Regions from separate parts of the Mus musculus genome. Here region 1 is linked to region 2. A link is a loop called in an ENCODE intact Hi-C map of the cell type or tissue named here. Cell type or tissue: left cerebral cortex. All regions are shown on one strand. Each heading gives the region's core, and the rest is flanking DNA. Links, peaks and the distances in the headings are about the cores only. Region 1 holds the start of Spata3 (spermatogenesis associated 3). Region 2 has its middle 23 kb from the start of Itm2c.

Region 1 (10,077 bases), core at 3,167-5,666, 150 kb after region 2:
AAACTCATTTTAAAAAGCAAATTAGCAAAATGAGCAAATTATCCAACTCTCAGAATCCCAGGTGTCCAGATCACATCTGGTCTACTGTTTTTAAAATGCCTTTTTTTTTCTTCTAGGCTTTAATATAAGAGGTCCATGTATAGTCTGAAAGATGTGCCTTTTAAGAGGGGGTGGGGGGGGGCGGAGCTGGGCAGTGGTGGCACACACCTTTAATCCCAGCACTTGGGAGTCAGAGGCAGGAGGATTTCTGAGTTCGAGGCCAGCCTGAGTTCCTGGACAGCCAGGGCTACACAGGGAAAGCCTGTCTCGGAAAAACAATCAATCAATCAATCAACAAACAAACAAATAAATAAATAATTTTAAAAGTCGGGGAGGGGAAGGAGGGAGAGGAGAGTGAGAGGGAAGAACCATATATTATTCCAGCATTCAACATCAATTTCCTGTGTTGGAAGATTCCTGAGTAATAGTAAAGTGGAGGCCCTTGGCTGCTTGAGGCAGAAGGCTGTAAGGCCGAGGGGTATTGTGACATGCTCCAGGGAAAGGCAGTCTTTCCTTTGGCTAACAGGGGTCCCAGGCCATTGGGACAAGAGAACCGGACAGACATGGAACAGAGGCCTGGGGAGCAGCCCTCAAGAGCCCCAAAGAAGGAAAAGATCAAGGAGCAACCGGAGACCCCAAGTCAGTCCGTCTCAGGCCGCGGTCGGGTGCTGTTAATAAGAGAGTTCTTCAAGCAGGATGAAAGCTACACGACCCTGCCCAACACCCAAGCAACAGACTGCCAAAGTAGTTGCCGCAGTGCCAGACGGCGACTCAAGCGCACCAGCGACAGCTTGGCGGACAACCCCGAAGCCCCGGCCGCCAAGCGGCGAGCAAAGATGCCGCAGCTCTCGCGTCTCAAGAAGGAGGACTTGCTTGGTTGCGAGAAGCCTTGGGCTCCACAAGGGAACCCCGGCTCTGAAGCCGCTGAGATCGCCGAGCTAAGCTCAGAGCCCGGCAAGCAGCTGCTCCTGGTGCTGTGCCACGCATCGGCGCTGGACACGCAGCTGCCGCGACTTCAGCTGCTCCTGCAGCAGGTACGGGTCCAGGAGCGTCGCCCGCCAGCCGCGCTCGTCGGGATCCTGGTGCAGCCGCGGCCGGATGAGGAGGACGAGTCGCGCCGCCGTCTGGGGGACCTGCTATACAGCGTCTTCTCTTCAGAAAACCCGGGGGTCGAGGTGCACACAGCAGTGTTCTGTCCCAGCCGCCCCCAGGGTGTCCTGGACGTCCAGCGCGCTGATAACCAAGCGCACATGGTCCACCTAGTGGATCGCCAGACCCAAACGGATGGTGAGGGGCCCGAGGGTGGAGACTGGGATTGTTGTTCCCCCTGAGAAGTGAGCAAATCCCTGACCTCAGAGCCCCTGTGTTGGTGCCTTCCAGACGTTTGGGGTACGATCTGAATGGTAATGAACCAGCATCCTTTCCCCAAGATGTGTGGGCTGGGACAATCTGAAACTGTTCCGAGTTAACCCAGAGGGTTACCTCTCCCGACTATCTGCGCCCCCCGCCCCCAAACACACACACACACACACACACACACAGTGTAGGAGAGAAATCATGCTTTTATAACGTCCTGAGGGATGTTGTAGGACCTGTAATAGCCCATCCTCCTCCTCTCCAAATGCACTAACGCCATTCCCAAGTTCCTTAGGGGACTCTCTAGTCTGTTACTTCTCCAGGGGATAGAATGACAATAAAAGCAGCCTATTGTGAGCCAGTCACTGTGCGAGGGGCTCTTCACCTCCAGTCTTCACAGCACCTCTCTAAGGTTGGGACTTCAAAAGAGTCAACTAGCTTTTACCACTGTGTTTTTTACTCAAAGCCCCTAGTAAACTTGTGACCCCGGAGGGTTAATTTGTAGCCTAGAGTCACTGAGCAGTATGTTCTTAACATGGACTTTGGGCACTTTCTGTTTCCAGAAGCCCCTTCCTGGGACAGCATAGGACCCAGAAAAGTGTTCTGAGCACAGGCACCTCGATGTTCCATTACAGAGGCTCTGCTGTCCTTTCAGCTAGTTGCCACAGCAAGCTATCTCTCTCTAGTTAGACCCATTCCCCTACCACATGACATGCAAGGATGAAGGACTGCTTGATGCCAGACCAGACTCAGCACGTAGAGGCTAACTTTGGGATGGATGGTGACACACTCACTCTAGTGTGCAGAACACCCTGAAAGGCCAGAACCTAAGGGACTGTTGTTGATGGGGCATGGTATTATCACACTCAAAGTCTTATCCTTGCTACCTAACCTCCAACCTTTTAAACTCACTACCACATGACAAGGCTTCTGGTTTAAAAAGTCCCCACTGATGAGCCCATTCCAATTGAGACTCTCCTCGGGGACTACAAAAATCCTAGCCTGTCTTTGGCAACAACCTCTTAGTAAGAAAATTTCTGCCTAGAGTCTTCTGAAGGGCCCCATCCTTCCCCTTTCACTCTCTATCGATTCTGAAACTTGTTGGCTCTCCTTGCCCAAATCTAGGGCAAGGGGAATGAAAGCTAAGACAAAGCTAGACATAAGCCTAAGCTAAGTGCACTGTGACTGTGATGTAGAAGAGCCAGTTCTTGGCAGGAAACTCTTATGAGGATTTCTCCCTGCTTCTGAACCATTTCTCCTTAATGGTACAAACATTCCTCAACCTGTATTCTGTCCTCTATCTCCCAGAACACAAGCTTGTGTGTCCCATACCCTGTGGCATCCCTTTAAGGAGAAATGAACTGGCTATTTCATGGCTACTTAAATTCTACCCAAATATGTTCCTGTCCCATCAGATTCGTTTAAACCGGTTGTTTTCAACCAGGAAAAATGTTAACACCTTCTCCAAGCTCTGGGCATATTTAGCCACATCTGGAGATGTTCTTTTCCTTACACTGATGGGGTGCTGGCCAGTCAAAGCCAGAGAGGCTGCAGAGCTTCCTATAACACACAGAACAGCCTCCTCCAAAAGATATTATCTAGCCCATAGTGTCAATCAGGACTGAGACTGAGAAACTGATTTCAATCAGGTTATGCTCATCAGTCAAAGTCTAGCAGTCACTGAAAAGGTTCCAGCCTGATTCTGAATGTCATCCCTTCAAATGGCCCATAGATCTTTGACCTCAGAAACTGCCAGCTTCTTGTAGATTCACCTACCCACTGAACCGCCTTGCTCCAAACCAACCAGACACAGCCTGAGCCATACTGATCTAAGCTGCACTCCCAACCCATATCTTTCTCTAATCTTCTCATGCAAGAAACTTAATTTTTTTCCAATTCTTTAATTTCAAAGTCTGTATAATCTGACTCCCCATTGCCTACTGGGGTCATAAAGAAAAATAACCCTTTAGAACTTAATCTTGAGTGTGTCACCAATCAACTAGAAATGGGGATTTAGTTTGGGAGGTACTTATATAACTGAATTTCTCTGAACATCAATATCCTTTTTGGGATAATAATAATAGTGATGACAATAATGTAATAATAATAATAATAGTCAGCAAAGTCTTTGCTGGCTCTAGAAGCCTGAAAATAGATTCTCTCACTTCACTGTTGACATCTGGTCTAGCCTTTGTGTGTAGCTTGTCTAGGACCTTTCTGGCTCACTCGCTCTCCCTCCACCCTCCTTACTGCATCCTCACCCCTTCCCCAGCTTCTGGTGTCTGAGTAGGGCAGGTGTACTTTACCCACGCAGCTTACCTACTTCATGGAGGAAGTTCTTTCTGGGAACGCACTTTTCTATTGTGATGTGTGACAGGCTATCTTTTCAAAACACTTTTCACTCTTCCACCCTAAAATGGAAGTTAAATTGTTAAGAGATTCATAGTTTGTTTGACCTAACCAGTGTTTTGGGAGGTAATACCAATGAAATGAATTTGAGAAATTTTTCGTTTTCTGAGAACTGGCTTAAGGTAGAATTGGCCAAATTCGAGGATTCTTATAAAAGTTTAGACATACACACACACTCATACAAGCAAGCACTCGTGTTCACATATATTCAGAGATGACAGAAGGCAGTGGGTTGTGGGAGGTAAAATGCTAAAAAAGGAAGTCAAATCTTCAGGAAAGTTCCCTAAATGTTAACCATAATGTTTGTGTTTGGGGATAGACACGTAGAAACCAGCAACGGAGCTGAGAATCCTTCCTATTCAGGATGTCTTCGAATAAAAAGTAGCTCTCACGGACCCTGGAACGTGCAGCCGAAAGGTGCCTGAGGCTCTGGTCACATAATCATGGATCCAGTTCTCTTAGGCCCAAAGACTGTCTTAATTAGACCATGGAGGAACAAGGCAGCTGCTGCCTCCTGCCGGTTCAAGCAGGAAGCCCTGGGAGAGGAAACCGGTGCCAGAGCCCTAGCCACAGGGGCCAGCCTGGCTTTTGTGACCTCACAGGAGGTATGGGTGACTCTTGTCTGTGGGACCTTGCTGTGGTCAAAGATCAGAGACATACCCACAGGGGAGACTGCCTACCTAGGGAGGGAGCCAGGAAATTCACAGCTCCATGTAGCTCCACGGTGTTACTCTAGAAGGATCACCATGAAGAAGGTCAAAAAGAAAAAGTCTGATTCCAGGCGCCGCAGGAATTCCATTTCACCGCAGACTAGCTCCGATTCCTCACAGCAGCCCAGCTCAGAAACCCCGCCGTCATGTCCAGAGCCCGCCTCGCCACCATCTAAGCCACAGCCTTGCCAGGAGTCCACCACACCACACCAAGTTAACCCTGAGCCTAAACCGCAACAGCATACACCACAGCCTCTCCCGCCTCCAGAGAAACCTGCCTCATCTCCGTTCCTGGTACCCATGGAACCTAAACCAATTCTTCCAAGCAGGAAAGCAGGTGGGCGGACTTCCTGCTTTAAGGCAGTTCTAGCCTTCTTGCTGATAGAGTCCCAGAGCTACCAGAGGTGGGCTCCAGTCTGGTGGTGGTGGTGTATAGTCAGCATGCTGCCCGGGGCTAAGTTTATAAGCTGTGGAGGGGATGATTTTTTTCCCCCTTAGGTTTTTCAAGACAGGGTTTCTCTGTGTAGCCCTAGCTGCCCTGGAAATCACTTTGTAGACCAGGCTGGCCTCGAACTCAGAAATCCGCCTGCCTCTGTCTTCCAAGTCCTGGGATTAAAGGCATGTGCCACCACGCCCGGCCAAGAGGATGATTTTTATGAGAGAGTAGAATCCCTAGGCTATGTCCTTCTGTAGCATCTCAGGTCTCGCTGCAAACAGCCATGGATACATACTAACATTTACGGCTCCATGGGGGGAGACCCTCTCATTAGGAGTCAGTTAGTATCCATTCAGAAATTAAAAGCAAATATAGACTAAAAGAAAGGAAGCAGTGATATGCCTTCTGGCTACCTTTTATTGGTTATTCGAGAGGCCAGACCACTCCAAAGAAGATAGTACAGGGTGATGGAGGTAGATGACTATGGTACAGCCTTTGAGAGAATTGGGGGTTTCTGTTTGTCAGATGGAAGATAGGAGTTTTGTTTTGTCTTTCCATGTTACCCTAAGAGATCTGACCTTGGACTACAGAGAGGATGGCTAGATCAAAATATAGGACTCCTGACTAACTCCTAACTTCAGATAAGCCACAAATAATGTTATAATCCTTAGTATCTGTTCCAAATAGGCATCCTATATTTCTGCTTGTCATCCCTTCCCACAGAAGATACTAGAAAAGGGTCTGCGCAATGTATAAAGCAAACCAAAAATGTAAAAACAGTATTTTGTAGCCATCATTTTAATTTAGTTTAGCTCTGCCTAATATTAAATGGCTGGCCAGCTGTCAAAAAGAAGTCTCCATCTTCTTGGATAGCCAATGAGAGACAAAACTTTGGACAGTATCAAGGGGACTCAAGTGGAGTTGGAAAGCTGGGATGCTCCAGACCACTGAGGATAATGAAGATAGACAAGTGACCATTGACTGTTCCTTCCATGCCTAGTACTTCATTCATCCATTTCCGTCCATCTTATCTGACGATACTGTAGGGAGGAAATATTCCTTTGTCCTCTGGAGCAGCCCTTGGTATGGTTGAAAGGGAAACTTGAGTCTATTCTGATTCCAGATTCCCTACCCTTGACCACAACTGACCTTCCAATACCAAGAGGCCAGCAGGTCCTCCAGAGAGAAGGAGGAGGAGGAAGAGGGGATCTTTCTCTGACCTTTCCTTGAACCATGACCAAAGTACTCTATGTCCTTGAGCAACTCACACTCTGGGCCACAGCAATCCTAAAACAGTCTGAGCAGAGAACGAACACAAACCATGAGAGAACCAGAGCTCTCAAGCCAAGGAATTGCCAGGACAACGGTGACTCTGTGACTGGTGTCTGTGTGCAACATGAGCTTCAACCATGTAGACATTTCTGGGTGATAGCCTCAGAGCTGGTGTCAGTAGAAAGCAAAACCTTCCAGCACCACATCTTTAAACCTTTAAAACGATAGGGTATTGAAGAGGCAAAGGAGGGACTGTCCATGGCCTACTGAATTTGTTAACTTTCTCATCACCGTGACCCAGTTATCTGAGAAATTACTGAAACGATGACTTATTCACGTTGGCTCACGGTTTTAAGAGTATCCACGTATCACGGCAAGGTGTAGCTCACAGTGAATCTGCTAGGAAGTGGAGAGAGGGATTATGTGAAGGGCCCAAGGCAAGATATAACCTGCAAAGATGTCCCACTGATGCCCTACAACACCTGCTAGAATCCGCCTCTTAGCCTTTACCAACTCCCAATAACATGACTTCTAGAACTGTCCTAGAGACTGTGTCCCACTCCCAAGAACCAGGTGCAGTCCTCATCTCTCTCCTTCTCTGTCCAGCAGTGCCTCTGACCTATGTGGCCCCACGCTCCTGCTCCTGTGCAGCCTGCCCGGGCAGCTCCGCTTGCTGGCATCGTCTGGGGCTTTGCCATAGCCGAATCTTTGATGTCCTCCTACCTCGGGACTGGTCATCCATGCCAGGGAGAGGAGTCCCAAACCTTCTCACCTTCTACAGGTTCCGCATGAACGGGAGGGCTAAAAAGCCTTGGGTGTAGAGTTCCCAGGGCCAGGCTCGGTCCTCAGATCTGGTTGGCAACTGTGTGTAACTTCCTCCAAACATCATAGGCTTTTCAAAAGCAAAGCCGTTCCTTCTAAATAACAATGTCTCTGGTTTGGTGGGCCAGCTCTTTGTCTGTTCCTTTTTCTATGAAACCGTCTTCTCTGCTGACAGCACCCTCCCACCCAGCCCATTGTAAACTCCAGAGCTGTGTGATTACACATTGGTTAGCCATTCACTTTTTTTTTTTTGACCCATACCATACACAGGGAGTGTCTATTTATTAAACGGCATGTTAATTATCCCTGGAACTCAATGATAAACCTGATCGCGTAACTCATAGGTCCCTTCTGCCAATAATAGCAAAATCTGTCCCACACAGAACATGCCATGCTTTTACCAGGAGTCCTCACAGGGGCCATGTTTTCTAGACCAGTCTATTAGCATCATCTCCTTCCTTTATCATGACATCACCCAGTCTCGGTCCTATTGCTCCTCTTCCACAATGCCTCAAGAGAAATGTCATATGTCATCTACCCACTGGCACCCATGAAAAGGGTTCTGTCCATGTTAAGAACAGACTGAAAATGTCCTCACTCTTTCTGAGTCATGTGTTGGGGCCAGGAGAGGGGCCTCTACCCAAATGAGCCACCCTGCTTATACTCAGGACTTCACAAAACCCCTTGGGGATCTCATATCGCTACATCAGGAGCACAGCCCACCATGCCATCCTCCTCTCTTACCCTTTCCAGCTCCTTCTCTTGAATAATAATAATAATAATAGTAATAATAATAATAATAATAATACCCACACAGATACAGAGCTATTTGGTGAACAGAGCATACCTAGAGTCAGAGATACCATCTATTGAGTCCCGGCCAGGAAGAGTCTGCCCACCACTCACCCACACAGTCTGTCTGTCCATTCATCTGCTGCCAGATGGTGCTGTGTGTTCCCCTGGGTGAAAAAATCAAATCCTACTCTGGGAAGATGCTAGGTGGTCTGAGAGACACCTAAACAAGATCTTCACCTTCCAGTGTGTTCAGCCTGTGAAGCTAGCTAAGACCTGTGCATTTAGAAACCTGTGCACAAAGCAAGTAGTGTGTGGAACAGGAGGGCTTCTGGGAGTTTCAGAGTAAGACAATAGTACCATATCAGGGTCCACAGCATTGTGTGCCCAGTGTGTGAGCCAACTCCAAAAGTATCCTTGGATCCCTCTCTGGCTTAGGATGGAAAGAAGGGCTATTCTAGGCTGTAGGAAAAGCCAAAACACAGTTCAGAGTTAGGAATGCAAGCGAAAGAGGCATAGAACCCCATAGCCAGGGCAAGAGTTTATTTTTCCACGTGAGTCCCTGCTTCTGCAGTCTTTACCGTCTCAGAGGACTTCTACTAGGCATCCATGGAGACAAGAATCCCTCCTTTAGTTGGCTTTTTATCAGACTAGATACCACATTTTCTGAATGGCTTCCTGACTTATACTGGTTCACTGGTTCCTGACTTATACTGGTTTGCTGTCCCAGTCTTTGTAGAGACTGTAATTAATATGTTATTTCCTGATATCTGAAAAATCTCTAAAATGCCTCAGAGGGTTGCTGTGAAGCTTAAAGAGGAGGTGAGTGGGAGGTGTCTGGAACAAGACCTGGCACATCGTGGTCTGGACCAACCTCGTACCCTGTTGCCCCTCTGGGCATCAGTCGCAGGCTACCGACCCTCATACCCCAGGGGTCTCGTAGGAAGTTTTGTGGAGAGAGGTGAGAGCAATGTGTCCCTTTGGGAGAATGATCAGGAGGAGACTCTAAGTTCCACTGTCTCATTGCAGTACACAGCCTTTCTCCCCAACCCCCACTCCCTTTCTGCTTTGCTTTGTAGAAAACCGTCAAGGAAGTACTGCGCTCCCCGTAACTCTCGTGCTTCAAGCTCTCGGAACTGTTGCTGTGGCTCTGGGGGCCTTGGGAGTTGCCTACTTCATGGCTGAATCCTTGTGAATTGGACCCCAGGCCCACCGTCCGGCAGGTAGGAGGATCACCTTGTCCCTTTTCTCTAGCTAGAGAAGACTATCTCAAGGTGGACTAGGCCTTTAGGCCTTCAGCCTGTCAGGGAAGGTTCATGATCATTCCTACCTCAGGACTCTTTCAAGCCTCTCTGGAGACCTTTGATTAGAACCATCAGGACAAAGGCCCTTCATACAGCCCCGTCCCCTGACCTATGGCTTCCCTAGTCCTAGATGGGAAGAAGTAGGGGAGGGGAAGGGTAGAGATTATCTCGGATAAGCCCCACTGCTGAATCCCCAATTTCCACTCACACCAGTGTTCTCCCGCCTGTACCAAGCTCATGCTATGCATGCTTCTTTGGAATGTGTGTGATCTCTGCCACTGCTCATTTATATTACACCATCTCTGCATATGAAGATGTCTTCAGTCACCACTCCTGTCTCACCTGAACCCAGAAGCAAAGACCCAAACAAGGACTGGGTGCACCAGATAACTGGAGGAAGTACTCTCAGGACAAAGCAGGGCTGGGTGGGAGGCAAGAGCAAAGGCAAAAGGAAGAAGGGAAGGCTTCATCCCTGTGGAGTCCTAGAATGTTATCTGTACAACAGATGCTCTTCCTCAAGAGACACGAAGCTTCCCTTTCATTTCCCTGTGTCAGTTGGTCAATATGTGACTATGTGGGTGTAGGGAGGAAATTTGAGTTCTTTGTGTAAAAAGCAATTCTCCTCGAGTTGAGGGCAAGTCCCTGAAGGAGGAGGGAGCTGTTGGTCACCTGCAGCCAAAAGTCATCATTCAAAGAGCCAATGGCTCAGTCAGGAAGGGAACTGGAAAGAGGTGGTCACCAAGAGCACTCACTCGTAGGCATCCCAACAGCTAGGTCTTCTTCAAATGGTCTTGAATGCTTAAAAGGTGATGGTTGAGGTAGGGAGTGAGAGCCAATGGAAACATTTCAGTCCGCCCCTTCCGTCCTCCCATCCCATGCATGGGAATGGACGGGGGATGGTTGTAGACAAGCCCGGGTCTGGGAATCGATGCTTGAA
Region 2 (10,077 bases), core at 2,807-5,306:
GAATGCAAGGGCAGCAGTGGTGGACAAGAAGCAAGTGATCTGGGCCAGCAGCCTCCCTGAAGGGACATCAGCCCAGAAAGCTGAACTTGTGGCTTTGATGCAAGCTCTACGAATGACAAAGGGGAAGTCTATCAACATTTACACTGACAGCAGGTATGCTTTCGACACTGCACGGAGCAATATACAGACAAAGAGGGCTGTTGGCATCTGCATAGAAAGACCTAAGATGTTATGGCTAAAGGGAATCAGATGGCAGACCTAACCACCAAGCAGGCAGCGCAGAGTGTTAACCTTCTGCCTGTAGCAGAAAAGTCCAAAACCCCAGGACCCGAGTGGCAGTACACCCTGGAAGACTGGCAAGAAATAAAAAGATAGACCAGTTCTCTAGGATCCCAAAGGGGACTTGCTAAACCTCAGAAGGGAAGGAGATCCTACCCTACAAAAAGGACTAGAATATGTCCAACAGATGCATCGTCCAACCCACCTAAGAACTAAACATCTGCAGAGACTGGTTAGAACATCCCCTTATCATGTTCTGAGATTACCGAGAGTGGCTGACTCGGTCAACAAACTTTGTGTGCCTTGCCAGCTGGTTAATGCTAATCCTTCCAAAATGCCTCCTGAGAGAAGACTGAGGTGAAGCCAGCCAAGTAGGGTAATAAGTATTTACTAGTGTTTATAGATACCTTTTCAAGCTGGGTAGAAGCTTTTCCTACCAGGACTGAGACGGCCAATGTGGTAGCCAAGAAGATCCTAGAAGAAATCTTCCCAAGGTTTGAGATACCCAAGGTAATCAGGTCTGATAATGGACCTGCCTTTGTTGCCCAGGTAAGTCAGGGACTGGCCAAGATATTGGGGATTGATTAGAAGTTACATTGTGCATACAGGCCTCAAAGCTCAGGACAGGTAGAGAGGATGAATAAAACCATTAAAGAGACCCTTACCAAATTGACAATGAAGACTGGAACTAATGATTGGATAGCTCTCCTACCCTTTGTGCTCTTCAGGGTTAAAAACATCCCTGGACAGTTTGGACTGACCCCCTATGAATTACTCTATGGGGGGCCCCCTTCACTGGTAAAAATAGCCTCTGTACATAGTGCTGACATGCTGCTATCTCAGCCTTTGTTCTCTAGGCTCAAGGCACTCAAGTGGGTGGGACAGCCATCATGGAAGCAGCTCCAGAAGGCCTACTCAAAAGAAGGAGACCTGTAAGCCCCACCTCTCTTCCAAGTTAGAGATTCAGTCTACATTAGATGCCATCGTACAGAAAACCTTGAGATTCAGTGGAAAGGCCCTTATCTTGTACTCTTGACCACCCTAATTTCTACTCTTATGGGACCCCTTTTGATTTTGCTTCTGTTTTTAATTATAGGTCCATGTGTGTTAGAGAGCAAGAATTTGCAGTGCAGCTTTTAGTTTTGAAACAACAGTACCATGCCCTAAAGGATTAAGTGCGTCAGGAAGAAGATAGTGTCTAGTTCTAAGATTAGAACTACTAACAAGTAGAAGTGGGGAATGAAAAACATAAAACAAAAAATTCTAGACCTTTAGACCCAGGCTTGAGAATATGACCTTTGTGACTCAATGCTCCAAGGTACGCTAATCATAAAACAGATAGCGACATTCCTCTACCCACCCGCTTCCTGGGTTCAGAGAATGTTCATTCAAAGAAAGTCACCCTGACCCACCCTGGAACCCACTTTGCAAATGTGCTATTTTTAGAGACTCTATGGCCAAACTCAGAGAAAGGTTAGGAAAATGATAATGAGAGCGAGAAGCTAATGAAGCATGGTTTGAAGGTTGGTTCACAAAATCCCCATGGATGACTACCTTACTATCTGCCCTCATGGGCCCCTTATTAGTTTTGCTTCTTTTATTTACTATAGGCCCCTGCGTAAATAACAAGATAATGGCTTTCTTCAGACAGCTGGTCAGTGCTGTACAGGTTCTTATGCTACGCCAACAATATCAAAAAGTAGAACAGGCTGATACGGGCTGTACTGAGTCAGAGGTTTAATTTTTCTAGTTCTATGATTAGAACTATTTACTAGAAGGAGTGGAGAATGTAAGACCCCAACTCAATGTGTTTCTTAGACCCCTAGAAACGAAGCACAGCATGGAGTTCTTCGTTCTTTCACCTTCAGCCTGAGAGAACCACTGGGTGACTCACCCAGGCACCTGACCCATAGTGTAAGGGACCAAGAATGTTTGCCAAAGATAGCCTGTAACCTTTCTGTAAGAGATGAGCTGTAATTCATCATCCCCATTCTTACAATGTTTACTCAGCTTCCCCATTCTTTGTACTCTTATCCTCCCCTCACTTTGCAGTTTATTCTTTAAAAACCCTCAACTGCAACTGCTGGGGGTCTATCTCCTCTGTCCCTGTGCAGGTTACGAGCTCGGCCTCAGCATGCTGATTCCCGAATAAACCTCATTTGATGTAGTCTCCCCTCCCTCAGCCTGAAACCTGCTTGCTCAGGGGTGGAGCTTCCCGTTCAATCGTTCTGCCATGCCCACTGCTGTAACATGCCACTTTGCTGTTTGGAGCCACACACATGGTCACCCTGCTACTGGATCCTGAGATTATTTGGCGGGAATCGGGCCCCCTTCCCCTGCTTTATAACTGCGTGCAGAACAGTAAAATTGACCTTTGATCAGAATGCCTGTCTTAGCTGCATCATTTTCTCTTGCCGCCTAGCCCCTCTTCTCTTCCAGGTTTCCAAAATGCCTTTCCAGGCTAGAACCCAGGTTGTGATCTACTGGCCAGACACAACAATGTGATATTGCATCAAGAACAGTTTCTCTTGAGTTATTGGGGCGTCAGCTCATCCCAAGATTTGAGCGAGGGTCTCCCAGAAATGGGGGTCTCTCACCTCCAGCAAGGCCACACTTCCTAAGCCTACCACCAACTGGGACCAAGTATCCTAGCATCTGAGCCTATGGAGGGCATTATTGGTTAAGCAATTCCAGGGACCCCTCCCTCCACATGTGTCAAGGTGACAAGAACAACTAACAACCCTGGCTCAGAACAAATAAACAAACAATCACCACAACAAAAACCTCTAGTGGAAACCAGATTCAAGATTAAATTACTGGAGGGTTAGGGCAGTAGTTCAGTGGTAGAACACATATCTAGCAAGCACAAAACCTCTTCAAGACTCACACACAGCCAGGCGTGGTGGCGCACACCTTTAATCCCAGCACTCGGGAGGCAGAGGCAGGCGGATTTCTGAGTTCGAGGCCAGCCTGGTATACAAAGTGAGTTCCAGGACAGCCAGGGCTATACAATCACTAGACATAGACCATAAGCCATTTATACAAAGCTTGAAATCAGTAACTCTTTACTTTGGCTTCAAACAGACATTTTAGGGAAAGTACACAAAGAGAAACAAAAACAAAAAAGCAAACAGCTTACAAAAAGCAGCCTTTAGAAAAATGCACCTGTAATAGCCTTCCTGGTGCAAAGGGGGAGAGAACCCTTAGACAGGATTAGGGGAGGCTTGGTGTGCTTGGTGTGGAAATTGTGACCTTTGGGGGGGGGTGCGGGGGATATAATCAAAGCAAGGTGAGAATGGATGGGCAAGGAGAAGAAACAAAGTATCTAGCCTGTGAGAGGCTGGTGTGGGGGAGGGAAGCCATTGGAGGCCTTGGGGTTGGAGATGGGGAAAGGCAGTGTGTGGCTGGTGGGAGCTTAAAACCAGCTATAATAAGCCACTTCAAAAATGGATGCCTCCCGGGAGGCATTTGAAGAAACAGGCAAGTCAAAGAGAGCCTTTAAAACCATTTAAAAGGCGCCAAATGTATATGAAATTAGCTGAAATAGCTGATGCCGTCTTACGTAAGTCCTGAAGGAGGTTCTGGTGGGGGTGGGTAACAGCTCTAGCAGGAACGTGGAGTTCTTGCTGGATGCAAGAAAAAGCATTGAATGCTCACCAGATGCCCAGTGGAGAGAGAATTTACCCTTTACTGCTGAAGGAAACGGATTCCAAAGCAGATGGTAAGATTAACCATGCCGGACACTCAGAGGACACAAGCCAACATTCTGTCAGGAAAACTTAGCCTAAGCATGGGCTGTTACTGAAGCCAGCCTGCTTCCTGTGAGGGAAGAAAATTCATGATGATGAACTGAGAAGCTCCGTGGGTTGTGAGAAACCTTGGTCATTTAAGAACAGTTACACCTTGGTCATTTAAGAATAGTTACACACCGGGCAGTGGTGGCGCACACCTGTAATCCCAGCACTTGGGAGGCAGAGGCAGGTGGAGTTCTGAGTTTGAAGCCAGCCTGGTCTACAGATGAGTTCCAGGACCTTCACATGCACAGAGGAGAAGGGAGGGGAAGGAAAGAAGGAAGAAATTAAGAGTACCTTGTAGCTTCCCCCAGCCTTGAGGAGGCTGACTCAGACCTGTTCTGTAGCTGTGAGACCACCTAGGGTGGAGTCTTTCAACCTAGATAGGTCTATTGTTCTACAACCTGCACTCTTCTCCAAAACAACCCCGCAGAGGCTGAACCTGTCTTCTGGAGATAAACAACAAGCCTGGCAAACAAGTGCTGACAGCCTGCACCAAGTGCTGACAGACTGGCAACAAAGCATCAAGAGCCTGGTGTGGCGGAGGATGGGCCTTCCCCCTTTATAAGCACAGACTGTTAGTAAACTCTTGGGCCTTGATCAGAATTTGTCTTGGTCTTGTTATTCCCCCACCCACCCCCTCCACCCCACCCCTCACCCCCGCTGCTTCCTCCCATATAGCTCCAGTCTCCCTTTCAGGAACCAGGTTCGTGTGGCCATGGGCGGCTACAGTACCTGCATCCCTTATGCAGCAAACAGTCCCTAGGCAGAAGCCAGTTGGGTTGCCAGGTTGAATACTGGTGCCCAATAAAAAATGGACAAACATACACTAAAAAGTTTCTGTTGTGTATCCGAAATTCAAATTTCTCTAGGCATTGTTTCAGGGAGCACCTGAGATCTTGAGTCCTCCGAAGATGCTTCTGAGAGATTGCCGTGATTAAATTAGCTGATGTGGGAGAGCCCATCTTAATTGTGGGTGGGGTTCCAGACCTGACCAGGGACAGCAAAGGTATGAAGAAAAGGACAGATACACAGAACACACGAGATGAACATAGGATCAGGTGGCTGGGGTTCTACTGCTCGTTAGGTACAACACATGAAGAGGAGGAGTCTCTGTAGGAGGTCTCTTCTGGGAGGAGAAAGCCGAAGTCACTTGTTTTCAAACACTAATCCATCAACGCTCATGCTCCAACTCCAGAGGAAAGCCTTTTTATGCCACTTAAGCCTGGCCCATATAAGTAATGGCTTTGCCAGTTTCCCACCCAGAGCCAATCGGTTTTGGAGTCCTTGAAAGGTCATGCCCAGGTCCAAATACACACTCCTGGTAATAGAGAGATGGATAAGTGGTTAGCACAGGTTGCTCTTCCAGAGGACCTGGGTTCAGTTTCCAGCACCCACATGGAAGTTTACACCTGTCTGTAACTCCAGTTCCAGGGAACTCAACACCTTCATACAGATATACATGCAAGCAAAACTCCAATGAACATAATATAAATGCACACACATCATATGTTATATTATATATAGTTACATATAGTATACTATATATAGTATTATATGTCATATATTGTGGGACTGTGAAAGGCAGTCTGTGTTTTGGTCAAGCAAGGCTTACTCCAGAGACCCAGTAGAAAATTCTACAAGGGACAGAACAGTGAGCTACGCCACCAGACACAAATGCCTGACACTATGAGCCTTCAAATCCATCATTCTGTGGCCATCAGTCACATAGGCTGTCCAGACTTCACTTCCACAGTTGCCTGGCAATAGCCAGGTATGCTCCTCCCCACAGTTATCCTGCAACAGCAAGATAGCCCAGCCCACTATAAAAGGGACTGCTTGGCCCCTCCAGTCTCTCTTGCTTCTCTTGCTTTCTCTCCATCCCTCTTGCTCCCTCTCTTCCCCCTCCCTTCTCCCCTCTCTCCACATGGCCATGGCCATCCTCCACCTCTTTACTGTTCTCTCTCTCTCTCTCTTCTTTTCTACAATAAAACTCTAAAATCATGGATTCTTCTTATCAGGATCTGCCGGGCTGGAGCAATAGAGCAGGTTTCCCTTTAACAGCTGTCTAAGCTCCCGCTGGGAGTCCTTCCTGTGCTCTAGCCACGGCCACCACTACCACCACCACCACCACCACCACCACCACCACCTGCCTACCAAACCACCTGCTGAGTTAGCAGCCTGAGCTAGCCAGACTCTTGCCCACCCGCCCAGAAACCACCCAGTGCCTTCCTCCCTGTCCTTTCTTCCTTTGGCCCCTGGGCTGACCAAGTTGCCCCCGGGGCCCCCACTTGTTCTCAGCTCTTCCACAACATCCCACCAGCATCTGGGATGCCCAAGACTGAGAACCTGTCTTCTCTGGCCTCCATGAGGCCCAGGGACCCCGGAGCCAGCTCTTTCACAGTACCCAGCATTCTGTGGTGCCTGAGAGTTGGAGTTCAGACTGCGCCTTCCAGAACGGGCTCTGGCAGACTAACACGGCCCCAAAGCCCATCCTGTGTCAGTTCCATGGGGTCCTGTGGCAGTCTCCTGCATCCTCTCGAACAGCCTCCCCAAGCTCTGGAGGGACGCAGGTTCCCCCCCTCCCCTTGCACTTATTTCCCCACATCCAGCGCCCGACAATATATGTCATGTATATGATATGTATGTATGTATGTACATACACATTTATGAAGGAATTCACTCACTCAGGGCATCCTCTCCTCCCTCCTCCCAACATACATCCCCAGATGCTAGCTCCTCCCTCTGCTTTTCACCTTGGTGTATCTTCCCAGAGAGGTCTATCCAACCACAGCTGCCAATGCCACTACACCCAGTCCTCCTGTCTCTGTCACTCTTTTCTGTCCTCTAGGCACTGAGCACTCTCAGAATTAGTTGTTTATGTGCTTATTTTTGTCTCTTTTACTAGAACATAAATGCAAAGGAGCAAGCAATGGGACACTCATAGGTCACAGCTCACATCCAAATGCCAGTGCCTGACCAACAAAATGCACCAAGCTAACAGGTGATGGATGGATGGGGAAAATTCCCACAGATCTAAGAGTAGATTTGGCTTCAATGTAACCCTTTGAACATTCATCTTCTAAGTTAAAGTTACTTTCCCCCCAATCCAAAGTCTTGACAAGCATATAGCTTCCCTCACAGAAGGAAGCTTAAACATCTAAGCAAGGAAGGAGAACCAAGAGGGAGACAAAGTGGGACTGTAGGATTGAAGGTTAGCACAAGCTAGTCCCCAGAGGTGCTAAAAGGGGGTGATACCCATTGTGGTGGTTTGAATATGCTTGGCCCAGGAAGTGGCACTGTTAGGAGGTTTGGACTTGTTAGAGCAGGTGTGGCCTTGTTGGAGGAAATGTGTCACTGTAGGGATGGGCTTTGAGACCCTCCTCCTAGCTGTCTGAGGACAGTCTGCTCCTGTCTTCCTTTGGATGAAGATGTGGAGCTCTCACCCATGTCTGCCTAGATGCTGCTGTGCTTCCTGCCATGATGCTTATGGACTGAAAGTTTGAACCTGTTAGCCAGCCCCAGTTAAATGTTGTCCTTATGAGAGTTGTCTTGGTCATGATGTCTCTTCACAGCAATAAAACCTTAACTGAGGTTAGAGTTAATCCCATTAATCACCCGTTAATCGCCGGCAAGTCTGGTGGGTACCCGTGTGCTGTCTAGAGGCTCCAAGAGGCTGCCCTAGAGGCTGTCTGCCCTGCCTCCAAGTCCGTTGTCAGCAAAGGTGTCTCCACTGACTAGGTGCCCTGATAAATTACAAAGGACAATGATAATGATGATGGATTCTAATAAATAAAGCCACAAAGATTTACCAAGGGTCCTAAAGTTTAGTAGATTATATTAATGATTTCTGGGTCAGTGACCAAAATTCCTGACAGAAAACAAACAAACAAACAAACAAAAAACAAAAACAAAAGGATGGAAAGATTTATTTTGGCTATTGTTTCTCAGGCCTCAATCCATGGTCACTGGGACCATGTTTGTGGGCAAAACATCATGGCAATGAGGGTCCTAACCAAAACTGTTTGCTTCTTGGTAGGAAGAAACAAGAAGAGGGATAGAGGATGAGTCTGGAGCAGCCACAGAGGGCAAGCCCCAAGTAGCCTATCTCCTCCATCCAGGCCCCACCTCCGACCTCTCAGCACTTCCTGAGAATGACATCTGATCACAAATCTCCTGACTAAATAGATTAAACTGTTGAGGAGGCCAGAGCCCTCATGATCTAGTTCTTTCTGGAACCAGCATCACTGCCACAGACACAGACACAGACACAGACACAGCAGAAACTTATCTAATATCTTAGGCACTTCTCAAGTCAAAACTAGTCAGCACACAAACTCACTCACATACACACACTAATTCACACACATACACACATGCACACACACACATTCATGCTCACAGAGGCACATAATACACATATTCACACACTCATATAAACACATTCACCAACATGAACAGTCACACACACTATGCTCACATACACATCGACAGTCATACTCGCACACGCACATTCATACTCACATACATACATGCATATTCATACAGAGAGGGGGGCTTGACAAAGATAAACCATATCTCTAGATGAGAAACTTACAAAATGTGAATTGTTCCCTGAATTAAGCCAAATTCGAAACCGGCCTGGGCTATGTAATGAATTCTGGGGTGGTTCTTCAGAAACACGGGGTGATGGCAGTGAACAGTCAGGATGAAGCTCCTATTTTAGGGGCTTACATTTCAAAGACACAGAGCCTGGAGAGAGACAGGTAACCAAATCAAACGAACACATCTGAGGACAAAGAGTGATGAAAAGAAAAAGTCTCCCTGGGGGTGGCTTTTGTTCAAAGGCCAGAAAGGCAGAGACCTCCATGATGTTACAGACCCAGACACAGATCTGGAATGAGTGCCCTTTGCTGCCTGTGCAATGCCTAAGCAGGACAGGAGAGACCGGTGTGTGCAGGAGGCAAGAGGTAGTTGGAAGAAGGTTGGGGTTAGCAGGGTCTGACTTGACAAGATAGGGTCTGGAGCCTTCTGGCTGGGGCTTAGAATTTATTCTGAAGGAAATGAAAAGGCAGAGTGAGATTTAGGCAGAGGCAAGACCTGACCTGGCCCAATTTACGTCCGTCTTATTATTAATTAATCAATGTATGTGTGTCCAGAGCTAATGTCTCACCAGCAAGAACACACTCAGACAACCGGATTCTTCTGCAGCAAAGCTTTATTGCTTCATCAGGAGGAAGACCCCGAACCCCGGAAAATAGTGCTGCTTATATACACCTCAGCGTGGCGTGTCAGCACCTGATTTGTTGCTCGCCCATCGCCTCATTGCTACGCTCCGGGATGGGCAGTGACTTGGCACGAATTCACTCTTGCACCTGCGCACATTGCTTGTTTACCAGTTCGGCACAGCAGAAGCCAGCACCATCTTGTAATGGCAATTGCTCACAGCTCTCCACATCTCCCCCTTTTTGTTTTATTAAAGTAAAAGTTTGTTTTACTAAAGCAAGGCTAGTCTAGGCCTGAGTTGTTGATCTGCATATCAGCTGTGGCTCCTGTTTTAGGTCATTCCTCTAATGCTATGGCCTTACCCATCATAGGGAAACCTTATCGCCACCAGGCCCCATGTCTTAGGTTGGTCCGCACACAAGGAAGTTTGCCCGTCTCTGGATACCACAATACTTATGCTATGGTTAGAATTGGCCTAGGGCGAACTCTATATCAGAGGCTAGCCAAAGCAAAATGTGATGAGGAAGGAGGATCCAAGACCACCCTACCGTGTGCAATGAGGAGACCTCAGCGGTGTGCAAGGGCTGATCATGATGTTCCTAAACTTATCACCACAACATTAATTATTTCAACATAGATAACCAGATTTCGGGGTAGGCCCCTTGTTCAATGGCCGCAAGTGCTTGAGCAATGACGACCTTGTCACGTTTTTGTTGGGCTCTGAGCTTGCAGACCAACCAGAGCATGAACACAAGCCCACAGCAGATGGCAGCACCAAATA

The links. A loop is a pair of places that touch in the nucleus more often than their neighbours do. Peaks named below come from ENCODE experiments on the same cell type or tissue, not always from the same donor. Only the 100,000 strongest peaks of a DNase experiment are listed, where the experiment ranks them.
Region 1: a loop joins it to region 2, with 8 times the contacts of the local background. A loop is called at or near these places in 2 of 42 quality-filtered maps.

Annotation. Positions count from the first base shown.
Region 1 is chr1:86,017,499-86,027,575 of GRCm38, forward strand. Spata3 (spermatogenesis associated 3) reads left to right here and starts at 4,447. Exons shown (of 4, transcript NM_001122732.2): 1 at 4,447-4,851; 2 at 6,832-7,003; 3 at 8,916-9,059. The coding sequence starts at 4,551. The coding sequence ends at 9,021. In left cerebral cortex, for the core only: a CTCF peak has its summit at 4,319; DNase peaks (open chromatin) are centred at 4,113 and 4,811; H3K27ac peaks cover 946 bases.
Region 2 is chr1:85,866,231-85,876,307 of GRCm38, forward strand. No RefSeq gene overlaps it. Among named protein-coding and RNA genes, the nearest start is that of Itm2c, 23 kb to the right of the region's middle. In left cerebral cortex, for the core only: no CTCF peak of the experiment used is centred there; DNase peaks (open chromatin) are centred at 3,915 and 4,495; H3K27ac peaks cover 2,029 bases.